Regions from separate parts of the Homo sapiens genome. Here region 1 is linked to region 2. A link is a contact called in ENCODE Hi-C or POLR2A ChIA-PET data. All regions are on one chromosome and are shown on one strand. The core of a region is the stretch at or near the end of the contact, and the rest is flanking DNA. Distances in the headings are between cores, read along the strand shown.

What was found. Hi-C counts contacts between places; a loop is a spot of excess contacts on that map. ChIA-PET counts read pairs that join two places held with the same protein, here RNA polymerase II (POLR2A). Pooled maps may share reads with other maps.
Region 1: a loop to region 2 is called in a map of CD8-positive, alpha-beta T cell, with 7 times the contacts of the local background. The contact joins two enhancer-like sites. A Hi-C loop is called at or near these places in 13 of 168 maps with a recorded cell type or tissue (CD4-positive, alpha-beta memory T cell, CD8-positive, alpha-beta T cell, aorta and 7 more), 8 of 37 single-sample maps with no recorded cell type and 13 of 50 pooled maps. POLR2A ChIA-PET finds 5 or more read pairs at or near these places in 1 of 52 experiments (OCI-LY7).

The regions. Positions count from the first base shown.
Region 1 is chr2:30,686,474-30,691,233 of GRCh38, reverse strand. No RefSeq gene overlaps it. Among named protein-coding and RNA genes, the nearest start is that of CAPN13, 120 kb to the left of the region's middle. Within about 2 kb of position 2,198, at least 11 of the 41 ENCODE cell types and tissues checked have a DNase peak (open chromatin) inside an H3K27ac peak, as active enhancers do.
Region 2 is chr2:30,493,167-30,498,239 of GRCh38, reverse strand. All of the region lies in intron 1 of LCLAT1 (lysocardiolipin acyltransferase 1), which reads right to left. Among named protein-coding and RNA genes, the nearest start is that of LCLAT1, 48 kb to the right of the region's middle. Within about 2 kb of position 2,164, at least 2 of the 41 ENCODE cell types and tissues checked have a DNase peak (open chromatin) inside an H3K27ac peak, as active enhancers do.

The DNA.
Region 1 (4,760 bases), core at 949-3,448, 190 kb before region 2:
TGTGAGCCTGTCTCTCCCCGGGATCGTGAGCATCGTGAGGGTGGGAAGCAGGTCTTATTTTTGGAAACCCTAAGGACTGCCACGAAGCTGGACTAAAGGAGGTGTTCAGGAGGGGTTCACTGCCTTTATGAGGCACCAGCTGTGTACAATGTGCTGCCCAAAGCATTAATGTTCTGGTGTTTTAGCAACTTTATAAACCAGGTGGAAAAACAAGATACCCACCCTGCCTGGCAGGAGAGGCTCTCACTAAATTGAACCAACAAATAAGCAAGATACAAAGAAACAGAAGAGCAATGAAAGCAAGCGTAGTTTATACCGGGGGTCTCCAGAGTGGGGCATGTCCACCAAATTCATTTGTTCCCAATGCAGGATCAAAATGTGGATGCTCTGTTTACATTTATTTATATCCTTTCACTTTTCCATGCTTTTCTTTTTTAAAAGTTTTAATGTGTATAATACACAGATCTGTACAGTAATTTACGTCAAATAATTTGTAAATGAATACAATATACATTTAACAGGGGGCAAGCTGAAAGATGTTTTAGTCATATAACTTTGGAATAAATTGGGTTTAAACTGTGCTAAGTGAGAGCCCTGTAGTAGGGGGAGCATCAGAAATGCTTCCTGGTGACGTGGGCACCTCCCAGCCCCATTCCCCCCTCATTAAGGACATGGACCCTCAGGGTCTGAGTTTCTGCCCAGATGACAGGCCCTTTCCATCCACTACCTGTGGCTCAGCCCCTGCCACCTGGTGCCATCATCTTCCCAAGCCAAGGCAATGATCCAGGGACACCTTCTCCCGAATAGGGTACTTGGCCTGCCCTGCTCCCTCCTAGGGCCTCACCTCTGCCTGCAGGAAGGAGGGGTGGCTGGAATGGGCCGCTGCTGAAGCCAACCTGGGAGAACAGTTCCGACGTGGGGAATGTGGATGGAATTATTTTCTTCAGATTTCCCAACAAAAATAACTTGGAATTTATGTCCTTGGACATGCTGTTCCATGTTTCTGCTCAAATTCCTCCCACTGCTGCCTAGGAGCCTTTAGATTTGCAAACAGCCCGGTCTTGGCATTTGGAGGTCAGAGCCATCCATCTTTATTTTAACAGGGATTCTTTAAGTTCCCACTGAGCACCAGGCCTGAGGCTGGGCCTTGGGGATTCCAGATGAACTCAGCACAGAAGGGGAGAGGGGCAGGGACCTCTTATTTGTGATTTTATTGTTATCTTTGTGCTGGGCACTTAGTAAGAGATGAAGGCCTCCTGCCAACCTTTGAGGGACAGATGATCATTTTCCCATTTTACCAATGAGGAAATCAGGATCTGGCAGGCTGAATGTCTGTCCTCTCCCCACCCCGTCACCAGGAGGGATGAGGGATCCCACCAGAGAGGCTGTAAGGCACTGACTGATCAGGCCACAGGAGAGGTGACAAAGGCTGATATTTGGCTCTGGCCTGACCCACTGGGACCCGGCTTCCAGCTCCTCACCTGGCGATGAGGCAGGAGGGTCACATGTCCCCTGAGGTCTCTGCCAGCCCTGACCTTCTTGGCTCTGTCTGGGCTCATCCGACCCTACCCTGCCTTCTCCATTTTCCAGTCTGAGCCAGGAGCCCTTCAAACGGTGGGCCACCCAACAGGGACCTGGCACCACTGTGTGGTGTCTGAGAAATTGCAAACAATGATGACAGGCAGTTTCCTTCCTGAGAAGTAGGGAGGCACACGAGCCTTGTTCTCCTCTGTGCCCATTCCACCATAGGTGCAGGGGAAAAGTGTCACCCTTTCCTTGGTCTCATAGCCTCTGGGGCATTCTGTGAATGAGTCTGAAAACAAGCCATTGCAGGGAGGGAAAAATAAGCTGCTTACCCCAGAATGGCTCTCTGAAGCTCTGCCGGCCACCTCCTCCCAGGCCTTTGCAACAGAGACACCCTCCTCTGTTGACAGGGTAGGTCACCCTAGGAATCAGGCAGTTCTCTCTTAGGTGTCAGCTTGCAGCACTCCCATGAGGACAGGCTGGGTCAGGAGCCCACCCTCTGCTCTGATGAACTCCCACAGACCCAGGATGGAAAGGCCACAGACTCCCTTTTGCAGCTTTCCCTGGTGGAGGGACAGGTTGAGGGACAGGCTCCAGGCCAGAGGCACTCGGCTTCCATCCAGGGAGAAAAGCTGTGCAGACACGTTTCCCTCGCTAGTCACTAGGACTGAGAGCAGGGAATGAGTGAAGCTGGGACCAGCCAGGCCATGGTGCCAGCTGTGCCTGAAGCAAATACTAACAACAGCTATAATTAGCAGTAATGACCCGAATGGCTAGCATACTGTGCTGATGGATTTACAACAGGGGCGGTGGGGCTGTGGAGAGAATTCGAAGGGTCTGTGAACTTGAATGGGGAAAAAATTTATATCCTTATTTTCACTAACCTTCCACTGAAATTGAGTATCTCCTGCTCTTCTGAATGTAGTCAACAGGCCTCAGACATTTTAGCAGCATCTGCGACTTGCCAGTAGAAATCAAAGTTACATTTCATATCACTGCATTTGTTACGATATCTGAAATTATTGTTTAAGCTAATCACTGCTTCAGAATTATGGGGGTTGCGAGATCTGTCACTAGATCTTGTTTGTCGTGTTAACAAGAATCTGTGATGTGATATCAAAAATTTTAGCTTCTATAAAAATATTGTGATAACTGTATTTCAATGTAATTGGTGTTATCCTATGTCTTCTGTTTCATGCATTTAAAAATATAGCTCTGAGGAGGGATTCAAAGCTTCACCAGGCTGCCTTAACGAGGAAGAGAGGGGCTGCTCTACTGGCATAACCTTGAACAATGCTCCCAACCAGCCAGTGTGGGGGCAGGGCTGGAAGGACCTAGGTTGGCCTGCATACATTTTGGGGGTGCAGATCCCTTTGTTCAAAAAAAGTTTTTCAGGGGCTGGGCGCGGTGGCTCACACCTGTAATCCCAGCACTTTGGGAGGCTGAGGCAGGTGGATCACTTGAGGTCTGGAGTTTGAGACTAGCCTGGCCAACATGGTGAAACCCCATCCCTACTAAAAATACAAAATTTTGCCGGGCCTGGTGGCATACACCTGTAGTCCCAGCTACTCAGGAGGCTGAAGCAGGAGAATCACTTGAACCTGGGAGGCAGAGATTGCAGTGAGCCAAGATCGCAGCACTGCACTCCAGCCTGGGTGACAGAGTGAGACTCCGTTTCCAAAAAAAAAAAAAAAAAAAAAAAAAAGAGTGTTTCAGGAAGGCCAGCGTGACATCATATAAAGGTGGGACTGCTCTGGTAGAATTTGGGGGCAGGGGGTCCTTGGAGCTTCCTTACCCTGCCTACCGAGCCCTTTCATTAGATGCCGTCCTGCTCTTCCCCGCTTCCAAAAAAGCTCCATGGACTTCCTCAGTTTCCACAGAGCACATTTGCAAATCATGGACCTAATGCAGCCCCTGTCCAGGACCACCTCGTTGGTGGCATAACTTCCTATACAGCCCTGCCCATCGGAAGTCCAGGATGCCCTGGTTCTAGGCCCACAAGGCCTCAAGCTTGACTGTAGGCAGATCTGGGGTAGAATTTGGGGGATGTCATTTATGATCCCAGAATGAGTCCTCCCATGCATTCCTGAAAAAGACCAGGAGAAGGCTGGGCGCAGTGGCTCATGCCTATAATCCCAGCACTTTGGGAGGCCAAGGCAGGCAGATCACAAGGTCAGGAGATCAAGACCATCCTGCCCAACAGGGTGAAACCCCATCTCTACTAAAAATACAAAAGTTAGCCAGGCGTGGTGGTGGGCGCCTGTAGTCCCAGCTACTCAGGAGGCTGAGGCAGGACAATCACTTGAACCAGGGAGGCGGAGGTTGCAATAAACCGAGATTGCACCACTGTACTCCAGCCTGGGCGAAAAGAGCAAAAACTCCATCTCGAAAAAAGAAAAAGACCAGGAGAGAGAGGGGTTCCTAGCCCAGAGGGCTCTCACCAGCAGCTCAGGAGTTAAAAACATGGGCTTAGAAAGCTCTAAGTTCAAATACTTTTCCACCGCTTACTAGTGGTGTGTGCCGTCCAGCCTCCACTTTCACCTGGTAATTAGGAATAATACAATTTCCCACATTTAAAGGTTGTTTTGAGTTAAACGAAAAAATGCATGTAAAGAGCTTAGCCTGACCCAGCAAATGCTCAGTAAGTGGCTGTTGCTACCTGAGCCCTTTCTCTGGGGAAGATGTTTGCACCTGCCACAGCCTCTGCCCTCCTCATCCTTTCCCTCTAAGGCATCTCCCCATTGGAGACCACCTCCAGGCTTGTTTTCACCGTCCAGGCCTGGAACTCTTAGTCCTTCCAATCCTTTCCAAACATGTCACTTGGCATTCTCAGGGTGTTTTGGTAGCAGCAGCCACAGCTCACCCAGACGGCACACACTGTAGCTATTATCTAATCATCTAATAATTAGCTTGACATTTATAAAGGGCCTTGAGGGATAACTGCTTGGGGTAACTGCTGTTTTCAAATGCGATGGTACCGTAATTTTGCACCTGTGCCAGGCAAAATGTGAGCAAGAGGGAACAGTGACCCAAGCCTCTGCCTGCCCTCAATTGTCCTTAGTGTGTTTAAGTGGAAGCAGATTTACCCAGAAGCTAACAAAGCATAAGCGTCAAGACCCCTTACCTGCACGGTCCTGTGTTTTCTGTAAAGTTTGCAAAAGTAGCATACGTTTGCTTTTTTTTTTTTTTTTTTCTTAAAGAGGCACTTCAAAATTGTATGAGCTGCAGGTGCTACA
Region 2 (5,073 bases), core at 915-3,414:
ACCAGTCAGCACATTCCTTGTCTTTCCAGTCCATAAAATCCCCGGACTCAGCCTCATAGCTGGCAACCCTCTTTCAGGCCCCCTCTCAGTTGCAGAGTTTTTCTCTTTCGCTTATTAAACTTTTGCTCCAACCTCACCCTTGGTGTCCATGCTCCTTAATTTTCTTGGTCGTGAGACAAAGAACTCTGGGTAACACCTCAAACAAGACTGCTTCATCTAGACCATATAACTGGCAAGCAGCAGAGTCAGGATTTAAACCTACATCCATTTAACTCCAAATCCTGAACGGTTTCCAATAAACAACTTTACATTTGTGTAGCAAATTCCAGGCTATGTAAGAAAGGAGGACTCCATGGTGCAGGCAGAGAAAAATACCATATATTGTTCAAAATTGTATCACAGTGACAGTTATCTACTAATATGAATACCCTAAGTTATTGGCATCGCTGAAATGAGGTGATGAAGAGTATGGCTGACAATGCATTAAAAAATAATAAGAAACAAAGTAACAAGAAGACCAACAAAGCAAAGCTCAGTTTAAATTAATGAGGCCTAGATTATGAATGTAAAGAAAGTTTTAAAAGTAACTATTCAGAGAATCAACAATGAGAAATCTAGTCACTAAACTTAAGCAAAAGCATTAAGTCCAAAAGTGAATGAGAAAAAAATCTGTCAGAGGCTGCTACAAATGAGTAAATTACAATTTATTTAAAACAAAAATTATTTACAAAAGAGTAAAATGTTTTTCAGATATTTAACAAAATGGCACAAAAATAGTTATTAATGCAAAGTCTAACATTTTTAATAAAAACTCAGTTTTTCTCTAAAAGATTTTTATCCTTGATTATACCTAGAATCCTGATAAAAAAGCAATTCAGTGTAAAGGCTAAGAAATATTTATAAAGTTAAGCTACGAAAATTCCACATAATTAATAATTACAAAAGCAACATTCTAGAAGTTATTGGGGATGGCACTTCTCCAAGAAATTAAATGAGTTAGTGGGATGAAAGTAAAAAGGAACTTGAGCTGGTATTAGGGTTGCCTTGTATTGTGTTTACTCCAAGCACTTCGGTTTATATCAGAAAATGCTGAGTCTAGAGGGTATACACAGGGCATCTTCCCTAAGTATCAGTTTTACTATATTTTGCAAAGAATACTTTTACCTTCATACACAAGCACATAAAGCAGATCACAGAAGTCTCATGAAACTTAGCAGGGGAATCTAATTCTGAAATAAGTAAATACTGACATTGTAATAAAGGCTATGAAAGCTATAACAAGAGTTGTATGCTCTTCCAGAAAGGCCAGAAATAATAACAGTAGCAGAGCTAAAGTAGAGAAGTTTTGTTTTGATTTTGGGCTTTTATTTGTGGGTTTGCTGGGCACTGCCTAGGTGGAGACAGGGCTGAAGAAAGCACAGTGTATATGGTATCCCGCATCCCTGGGCAGGTACGTGCTTGTTAGGTTCAAGGAACTGAAATGAGATTCAGATAAGCATTTTTAATAATAAAAAATAGGACCATAATATCTTTATAACTCTAGAGAGGGAGGATGCTAGGCTTAACACTAATCCATTGCATCTGCATATGACACATTTACACAGAGTTTACAAATCACTTTCCATTACACTCTCATTTGACCTTTCTGGCAACCTATAAGAAAAGGTAGGAATTTTACAGATGAAAAAATGGGTTTGTGCCCAAGGTCATAAAGCCAGATAATGGAAGCACTGGAGATATCTCTGAGCCTACTGAACGTCCTCTAGTTATCACACACATATCCACATGTCCACCACCTATACAGTACCCGGAAGAAAGACGCCCAGAAACTCCACTAACTGAGAGGCTACTCTGTGCCAAGGGCAGAATCAGAGGCGAAAGGTACAGTGAGCTGGCACTACCCTACAGGATTCCCCCAACCAACTAATTCAGAAAGAGGGATTCAGATATGGTTTGGGTCTGTGTCCCCACCCAAATCTCATGTTGAATTGCAATCCCCAATGTTGGAAGAGGGGCCTGGTGGGAGGTGACTGGATCATGGAGGCAGATTTCCCCCTTGCTGTTCTCATAATAGTGAGTAAGTTCTCATGAGATCTCGTTGTTTATAAAAATATGTAGCACTTCCCCCTTTCTCTTCCTCCTGCTCTAGCCATGTAAGGCAATCCAGCTTCCCCTTTGCCTTCTGCCACCATTATAAGTTTCCTGAGGCCTCCCCAGCCAAGCTTCCTGTACAGCCTGTGGCACCATGAGCCAATTAAACCTCTTTTCTTTATAAATTACCCAGTCTCAGATAGTTTTTTATAGCAACGCAAGAACAGACTAATACAGACCCCAATATATTATCTGTATCTCCACAGCAAAGAAGTCAAGAATAATACATAACCACCTACCTCATCAAAAAACAAAAAATGTTTTCATGTAAATCTTTAGAAAAACCATGAGGCAAAGAAGTTTGATACCTACTGACTGCTTAGACTTATACTCCAGGACTCACACTCTACTAACAACCACACCTGTGTAATCCATCCAACACCCTCTCCTCTGCCCTTTCACCCCCACCCTTACTTTCTTTACCTATGAAATGAGAAGATTGAGGCTCCATTGGTGGTTCTCAACAAAATGGCACTACCCCTCTAAGAGCATTTTGGAAATCTGTTGGTGCTTTTTCTTTCTTCTTCTTCTTTTTTTTAATCTTCTAGCATAATCATATCTTATACTGTATTTTAAATTATACTCCTTTTATTTTTCCTTTATATTGCAATTAGAGAATTATTACTATATTGATTCATTTTACTTATGGGGTAAAAATTTTCATTAGGAATTTCATTTCAGGACACTAAGGAGAGTATTAGAAATATTTATTATGAAAGGGGGGCTTTGGATTAGAGAGAATTAAACATTAATAGACTAGATGATCTTGAAGGTCCTTTCCAGTTCCATAATTTACTGATTCTATGAATATTTTGAACACAAATAATGAGACAAAGAACACCGATAAACAGAATGTACATAATGATTTGTGGGCAAGAACAAAAAATCCTAAATCTGTTTCTGCACTTGATTAAATAATTAAATTCGTAGGAAAGCAATTACATCTTACTGCCTAAAATGTTATATATCAGAACACTGTGTACTTTACTTTTAAGAAAAGATTAAAATGTCAAAAGCAAAATCAATCTTATAATAGGAACTGACAAACACAAGTTCAAAAGGAAGCTCTGGGACTGGCAAAGATTCAGCCCATATGTCCCAATGATCAATTTCAAAAATTAAAAAAAAAAAAAAATCACACTTCATGAAATGGTTATATCGTGAAACGAACCTGGAATCATTAAGATAAATATATAGATTTACTATACTTCCCTCCACCCCCCAAACAGAAAAATCAGTGATAAATTTCAAAAAAAAAAAAATTAAAAATGATTAAAACAGAAAGATGAAGCTTTGAGGATCAACTGATCAATTTTTCCATGAGCAGGGGACAGCATACAGAAATTAAGAAGACATGGCATCCCTTGAGCAAGCCAAGATTCCAAAGCTACTGCAGACGTTTAAAAAAAAAAAAAGTAAAAGAATGCCTACTATAGGTTAGGCATCCCCATACACACACTTACATACATGTATGCATACACACATACGTGCATGCATACATGTATGCACGTATGCATGTGTGTATGCACGTATGCGTGTGTGTATGCATGTATGTATGCAAAAATATAGGTTTATATTTTTGTATATCATAGCATTTAATAATCATAACCTTTCAAGATAGATATTATTGTCCACTTTCACTTACGAAGAATATGAAGTTAAAAGACAACACAGGGATTTCCAGCTATCGGGACCATGTGAAACAAGTCTTTCAAAAATAAGCCTAAAAGCCTCTGAAGAAAAAAGCTGTCGAAGTTCACACAAACTTGACTTTGTGGAAGAGTTCTGCTAAACTTCACCCACTGACTTCATATTATATATGAAACTATTTTGTTTTTGGTTTTGGTCTTTTTGTTTTTTGGTTTTAAGACAGGGTCTCACTCTGTCGCCCAGGCTGGAGTGCAGTGGCACAGTCATAGCTTACTGCAACCTCAAACTCCTGGAGTCAAGTGATCCTCCTGCCTCATCATCCTGAACAGCTGTGACAACAGGCACACACCATCATAACCTGGCCAATTATTTTTTTATTCTTCTATTTTATTTATTATTTATTTATTTTTAATTACTTAGTTGGTTATTTAGTTATTGGACTGACTGTAGAGATGGGAGGATCTCACTATGTTGACCAGGCTGGTCTTGAACGCCTGACCTCAAGAGATCCTACCACCTCGGCCTCTGAAATTGTTGGGTTATAGGCATGAGCCACTTCGCCCAGTCAAAACTATTTTTTAAATAACTAATGCCTCTATGTACTAAGAACTTTCATGACCACTACCTTATTTGATATTTCAATATTTTATCTTTATATTGGTATCATATTTAAGATATTCATCTGATTTGATAGCCCCCATTATTCTAGTCCATAAAGAAATAGAAAAAAGATCAGTGGTTGCTAGGGGTTAGGGAGAGAATGTGGCAGTAAAGGGATAGCACAAGGAGTTTTCTAGAGTGACAGAGCTGTTCTGTATCTTGACTACAGTTGGGGGTTACACAACTACACACATATTAACATTTACTGATGTATGCCAAAAGAAAAAAAGTCAGTTAAAAAAATTTAACTGCACTTCTTTAACAGCATGATCTAGAACATGCTTGGTATAACAATATTCCTCCCGGACTTCATTTGCTTTCAATGCCACAGTTTTTAGCTCATGAAATAAAATGACTTTGTAGAAATACTTCAGTCCTTTGATTGTTCAGTTTTTTATGTACATTCTCATGAAACAGTTGCCAATTTATTTTTAAAAACATCACTAAGTTATATTGATATATCAACATTTTAAAATCCAAGTTATAACAAAGTCAGACTTTACAAAAGTTACTGCCTTACAAATTTCCTTGAGTTTCACTATATGAAAGTCTACATTAAATAATAAGAAAGTCTACTTTAAGTCTCTGCTCACAACCATTTCAATCTTAGGA